2 separate regions of the Homo sapiens genome follow, and region 1 is linked to region 2. Evidence: chromatin contacts called from ENCODE Hi-C or POLR2A ChIA-PET data. All regions are on one chromosome and are shown on one strand. The core of a region is the stretch at or near the end of the contact, and the rest is flanking DNA. Distances in the headings are between cores, read along the strand shown.

Region 1 (3,297 bases), core at 664-3,163, 230 kb before region 2:
AAGAAATATATTTAAAAATCTTCTCCCATACCTCATACCGCCCCTCTTTCCACATCCCACATGCAAAACTGCTATTAGGTTTTGCATGTAAACTTTCAGTTTCTTTATGCATATGCAAAAAAAAATTAATACATAGGCTTATTTTCCCCTTCATTAGCACAAAATACAGCATGCTATATATATTCTTCTGCATCTTGCTTTTTTTTCCACTTCACATGTATTTGAAAACTTTCCATATTAGTACAGAGAGTGCCTTCATTCTCATTTACAACTGCATATGATTCCGTTACAACGATGCACCATACTTATTTAATCACTCCCTGTTAATGAATATGTGAACTATTTCTGGTCTTTTTATTACAAGCAATACTGCAATGAATAACCTTGAACACATGCAGTTTTGAACATGTGTAAACATATACTTATCTATAGATAAATTATAAGAAATGGGATTTCTTTTATAATTTTGTGCATTTGCCATTTGCTTTTTTTTTTTTTTTTTTGAGGCAGTTTCTCACTCTGTTGCCGAGGCTGGAGTGCAGTGGATCAATCATAGGTCATTGCAGGCTCAAACTCCTGGATTCAATCAATCCTCCCACCTCAGCCTCCCAAAAGTACCAGGACTATAGGCATGAGCCACCACACCTAGATTTGTGCATTTGCATTTTTGTTATATGTTGTCAAATTGCCCTCTACAGAGATTATACCAGTTTACTCACCACAATCAAAGTTTAAGTGCGTCTTTCCCTCAGCCGCTTCTATACACTGTTATCAAATCTTGGGTATGGACCGATTTGGCAGATTTTTGAAATGCTATCTCAATGTGAAGGGGGTTTTTTTAGTGAATTTTTTTTTTTTTTTTTTTTTTTAGAGACGGAGTCTCACTGTGTTACCCAGGCTGGCCTCTAACTCCTGGGTTCAAGCCGCCCTCCCACCTCAGCCTCCTAAGTAGCTAGGGCTACAGGAATGCACCACTGCACCCAGCTTCAATGTGGTTTGAATTTTTATTACTCTTTTTTTAATGAATCTTTTCTGATGGTTAATAGCCATTTGTATTTTTTTCTCCGTAAATTAATACTTTAAGCTCTTTCTCATATACGTAAATTTTTAAAACATGCATACTGATTGTTTATAGCCATGAACATGCATAATGAAGGGTGGGAGAGAAACTCTAACCTCAATTGAGAGGCTGCTGCTGGCAAGGATGGCAGGCGGGTGGGACAGGGCAGACAGCAGAGACACAAAGGGATTATCGATGAGGGGGTAACATTTTATTTCTTTAAAAAAAAAGCACATGAAGCAAGAAAGAAAATTGAAAAAAAAAAAAAGGAAGCAAGGGAGGGAAAGAGAAGACAAGCTTTAAAATCAGTAAAGCTGGGCTTGAATCTCAGCCACAACACATGCTCTGTGGCCTTTCAAAGCTCTCATAACCTCTCTCATTCTCAATTTCCGCATCTCTAGGATGTAGAGAATTTAATGACTAAAGATAATCCATGTAAAACCATGATTAGCACATCATTGTTGCTAAACAGTCATATTACATTGTTAATTTGATTATTATTCAAATGTATATGATGCCTCAAGCCAAGAGAAAGGGTCTGGTGGCTTTTCCTGGCTCAACTACCTTTTTCCTGTTAGGTTTCCCCAGGGGGTAGCCTCTTGTTGGTGACATCATGCCAGCGGTTTCACCCTCTCTTGACTATTTTCCAAATGTCCTCCCCAGAGCTGCCCCTGTTGGTGTAACTGGCGTGACTGAGAGAAGCAAGGATGTGCTTGGGGTAGGGCTGGGAGGGGGAGTTTCCTCTGTGTCGCAACCACTGTTTCCAAAAGCTGTGACCTCTGTTAGCTGTGAGATTTTGTCTTCCTGTTGTGGCAACATCTGTAGAACCACATCCATGGTTTACCTGCAGCCTAAAACGCCCTGGCCTCGGAGGAAGCTAACACCTCTTTCTCCTTAGTTTGCATTACCTCAACAAGCAGTAGGCTGCCCCACCACACCCACCACACCCCAAAGCTTCTTGATGCCTTGTTTTTCCAAAGCCTCAGAGACACAGAAAAGTTATTCCTTTGCTGTAAACTCCTTTTATCAGAACAGAAATGATTAGAGCAATGAATTTGGTACACACCTTTTTCCCATCTTTGAATTATTTTCTGAGTTGAAATGGTTTCTATTCTTTTTCATTATTTTGATCCTAAAACATCAGAACACTAGAAAGGAGAGAAGAGACAAAGGAAGAAAAAGAAAAAAAGAGGATTGCCGAGGCAGAAAGAAGAAAAAAAATAGGGTTGAAACAGATGGTGTCCTGCCAGAGTCACCTCTTAGGCCCTGGAGACAAGCTCCAGAAATAATCTAAAGGCCTACGTTGGACACCAGGTCCTTCCTTAGTGGCTGAACCTTTGCTCTCAGAGACCAAATAGCTCTTGTATAGCTAATGCCCAGCTATAAGTGAGAGAATGCTGGGTGAGCTTAAAGGAACACCCCTTCTAATAACATCTGGAAGCTTCACCAAACCAGCAAAGACAATGTCCTTCAATTATAATTGCAGCGATGAACCAATAACCCATCAACCAAATCATGAACATCATGGAGAAAGGAATTACTGTTTTTCACAGAGGTGAAGATCGCTTTATCTTTGGCAGAACTGATCTGAAGGGAAATTGTAAGAGACATGAAATTTAACTTTCCTGGCATTTGTGAATATTTCTTCTTTTAATAACCTGGATTCCATGAAACCAGGAACCTCTTTCTGTAGCATCCCTTGCAGGCCTGCCATCACATTTACTGCCAGTGCCTCACCTCTCTTGCCTTCATCCAAATTTCCCTTTCATTGGCCTAGTTTTCTGGAGCTCTTTGCTGGGAGACAGACAACTGCCTGTTCTGAGAAACCATTCCATTCTAAAGTGATAATGGATGCTGCAATAGGTAGAATAATAACCCCTCCAAATATATCCATGACCTAATCCCCAGAATCTTTGAATATGTTACGACATAGCAAAGGGGACTGTGCAAATGAGATTAAGGTTAAGTACTCTGAGATTATCCCGCATTACCCAGGACAGCCTAATCCAACCACGAGTCCTTAAAAACGGGGTCAGTTTCCTTAAAAATGAGTCAGAGAGGTGAGAGGAAAGAAGAGTTTCTGACTTTGAAGATGGCAGAATTGGGCGTGAGTCAAGGAATTCGGGTGGCCTCTAGAAGCTGGGAATGTCCCTCAGTGATAGCCAGCAAGGAAACAACATCTCAGTCCTACAACCAGAGGAAATGAATTTTGCCAGCGACCTGAATGCGCAAGGAAA
Region 2 (3,634 bases), core at 1,060-3,559:
CCTGCTACCAGAGTGTACCATGCCAAAATGCAAAAAAGGAAGTAAGAGAAAACCTGTTTTGTGACTTTGAAACTCACCCATGTAGAAGGTGTTAACAGGCCTAATATTAGAGATTAGAGGAGGATTTCTTCAGAGAGAACTCTTTTTTTCTGAAATACTTCCCCAGCCCTTTACACTAGAGGATTCACTGGGGGACCATTTGGGGAGTTATGTGTCTTGTGTGGTGAAGGGGGGAATGCTGTGGACTGGTGTCTGACTCACCCTGGAACATCTTTTTTTTTTGAGTTACACTTTTATTTTTATTTTCTTACATTAAAAAACTTTTTTTTTTTTTTTGAGACAGAGTCTTGCTCTGTCGCCCAGGCTGGGAAAACATTTTTTAGATAAGTTTCTGGGGGAACACATGGTGTTTGGTTACATGGACAAGCTCTTTAGCAGTGATTTCTGATATTTTGGTGCATCCGTCGCCTGAGGAGTGTATGCTGTACCCAATGTGCAGTCTTTTATCCTTCACCCACCTCTCACCTTTCCAGGAGGCCAGAATTCCACTATATCATTCTTGTGCCTTTTCAGCCTGCAAAATCTAAAACTACATTGTCCAAAACTAGCCACATGTGGCTGGTTAGCACTTGCAGTGTGGTGAATTGAGATTAAGGTGTGCTGTATGTGTAAAGCACATACTCAATTTTGAAGACTTGGTACAAACCAGGTTAACTTTTAATACATCTTGTTAACTTTTAATATAGATTGAATGTCTATATGATGATGTTTAGGATATGTTAGGTTATATAAAATATATTGTTGATTTCACTTGTTTCTTTTTACTTTTTGAAATGACACTAATAGAAAATTTAAAATTATATTTGGCTTACATTATAATTCTAATCTGATATAAAGGACTAGCAATAGACTAGTTGCTTGTTGAGTGTTTTGACTGTGGAATGAAAATGCCTTATAGGGTTTTCCTGTATCTTCTGATACAGGAAATTGTAGAGCAAAGGATGTAAGTTTCTTGTGAACTAGACAGTGGCCCCGAAAGTCTGTGTAGGATTTTCTTGGGTCCTGTTCAAGAAGGCCTTTTAGATGGATGAGAAGACCTCAACAGGGATTGACCTTCCAGATTCCCAGGAGCTGAGAAAAGAGCCAAAAATGGCCAGTTGAGGGTGTATACCAAGCACCAAGGGTACTGCTGCAGGTGAGAGAGCCACAGTGATAGGAACGGTTTCAGAAGAACCCATAAAAGGGTCCAGGGGAAAATAAATCAGTTTTAGATACCTCAAGTCTAGGAAGCACCAGTAACAACCACATCATTGTAAGAGTCCAGTTAAGTAGGAACCTGCCTACTTCCCTCCCTCTCCTTCTTCCCTACCCACTTCAATCCTTGGTAAGTCAGAGAGAGAGGGAGAAGTGCTAGGTCAAAAAAGAGAAAGAAGCCAGCCACAACCTCCCCACCTTCTCTCCCACTTGCAGGTTTTCTATCTTAAAGCATAAAGGTAAAAATTAATGCTTTCCCTAGAATGCCTGAACTCTAGAGTAAGGGATAAGTCTCAACTTTAAATCTGTTTGAAAGTTTCAGTTATTATTAAATTGAGACAGTAACCTAAGCTAGAGTAGAAAAGTTATGGGACTTGCCTTGGATTTTATCTAGGGGCAGGAAAACCACTAATCTCTACAGAGTGGATTTTAAAAGACAGCAGAGGACAAAAATAATGTTGCTTTATGACTATCGTTATGAGTTGGCATATTTATTAACGGTAACATTCAATAATGAAGATATTTGCCAAGTTAGAAAGCTTGTAAAGTTTTAGTTTATGATGCATATACTTGTATTATAAATATGAAGCATATTTCTTAAAACTCTTCTTATCAGTGGCCATGGTCTTCTGTTTACTTAACTAAGATTCAACTTTCCAAAGTCCATAAACTATTAAGGAGCATGTTTTCTTCCAACTTAGATTTTAAAATAATTTTCTGGTGTTTTTCTTCATTTCAGTAACAAACTTTTTTGAAAAACTAGGTAATTTTAATATGCCATGATTTCTTAGGGTTGCCAACCTCTTGGAGATATTTCTAATAGTGGAATCCTGAAATCTAAAGAGTACATTGGGATTTTGGTTTATGCAGAGTTAAAAGTTGAAATAGGCAAATCAGAAGACAAACAACTTATTCTTTTGGAACTTCAGGGGAAATTCCACTAACAATATGACTCCTTCCTTCTTTTACGTCAGCAGGAGTAGTCTTCTCTTAAATACGCCATATGAGTCATATTCTTCTATGAAAGAAGATAAAGGGAGCCTGTAACCCCAGCACTGAGCACCACATGTGCTGGCATAGACTTAAGGGAATTTTCAGAGCTTAGAGGAAGTTTACATTGTGCTCAACAAGGACATTTAAATTTCATAGCTATAAACACAGTGAAAGCCAGATCATTTGGTGGCCTCTTGTTTTCTATATAATTAGGAGTTTTTCTTTTCTTTATGCCTTTATGATTATTTTTCACATTACTTTAGTATCAGTTTTTTAAAGGCCAAAATTAATGCTTTGTGAGATAAAATACCGTATGTGTTTATGACATAGTAGATTGTTGTAAGTGTTTGGTCTTATGTAAAAATGGTTGACATTTTTGTATTTTTCTAACACAAATTGAATTTTCCTTATTCAAAATGCTTGGCACCAGAAGTGTTTTGGATTTCTGATTTTTTTACATTTTGGAATATCTGCATTATATTACTGTTTGGAAATCCTTAATCCCAAAATCTGAAATCCAAAATACTCCAATAAGCATTTTCTTGGAGCATAATGTTAGATTTTAGGGCATTTTGGATTTTAGATTTTTGGATTAGGAATATTCAACATGTATATGGATAGAATACAAACAAGTCCCAAATTTTCATTTTGGTTTTCATTGACAAGAAGTGAGAGAATATGATTAATTATTCTAAATTAATCTGGAAAATAACATTCAGTAATCTCCAAGAAATTCTGAAAGGAGCAATGAGAGAGGACTTGTCCAATCAGTATGATGGAGCAGGGTGGTACCATCATTAGAATAGATCACTGAAAACAAAAAGTAACAAGTTCTTATATAGACCTAAATATGTAAAAGATTTTGGAGTTTACTACAGTGGCATTTCAAATTAATGAGAAAGGAATGGATGATTCCAGTAGCCAGTTTTGAGATAACCAGCTAAACATGTACAAAAAACAAACTTCGATCTTTATTTTCTTATTCCACAATAAATCAAATGTATTAATTTTTAAGTTAAAATTAAAAATTAGCTAAAAATTACTAAAAGAAAATACAGCTATTTGTATAATCTTGAGTGGGGTAGCCATGTAATAAGCCATGGCACTAAAGGTGGGTACTATTAAGAAAAAAAATGGTTTGACTATTTTCAATACATACTTTTATAAGAGAATAAAGTTATTTAAAATATTAAGACAAGGGACATATTAGAAAAATGCAATCATGTGACTAAGGATTACTATTTCGATCAGGCAGTAGGATACGTATTCTAGCAGAAAAATGGGCAAAGAATGTGAACATTTCACCAAATAATTGCAAATGTTTTCATATACTTATTGATAATGTTCAGTGCTGTTAGTAACCAACAAAATGCCAATTTAAAAAATT

The links. A loop is a pair of places that touch in the nucleus more often than their neighbours do. ChIA-PET counts read pairs that join two places held with the same protein, here RNA polymerase II (POLR2A). Pooled maps may share reads with other maps.
Region 1: a pooled map shows a loop between it and region 2 (5-fold over the local background). The contact joins two enhancer-like sites. A Hi-C loop is called at or near these places in 1 of 168 maps with a recorded cell type or tissue (K562), 4 of 37 single-sample maps with no recorded cell type and 9 of 50 pooled maps. POLR2A ChIA-PET finds 5 or more read pairs at or near these places in 1 of 52 experiments (activated B cell).

What each region holds. Positions count from the first base shown.
Region 1 is chr5:159,411,012-159,414,308 of GRCh38, reverse strand. No RefSeq gene overlaps it. Among named protein-coding and RNA genes, the nearest start is that of LINC01845, 54 kb to the left of the region's middle. Within about 2 kb of position 1,913, at least 2 of the 41 ENCODE cell types and tissues checked have a DNase peak (open chromatin) inside an H3K27ac peak, as active enhancers do.
Region 2 is chr5:159,177,831-159,181,464 of GRCh38, reverse strand. All of the region lies in intron 4 of RNF145 (ring finger protein 145), which reads left to right. Among named protein-coding and RNA genes, the nearest start is that of RNF145, 30 kb to the left of the region's middle. Within about 2 kb of position 2,309, at least 12 of the 41 ENCODE cell types and tissues checked have a DNase peak (open chromatin) inside an H3K27ac peak, as active enhancers do.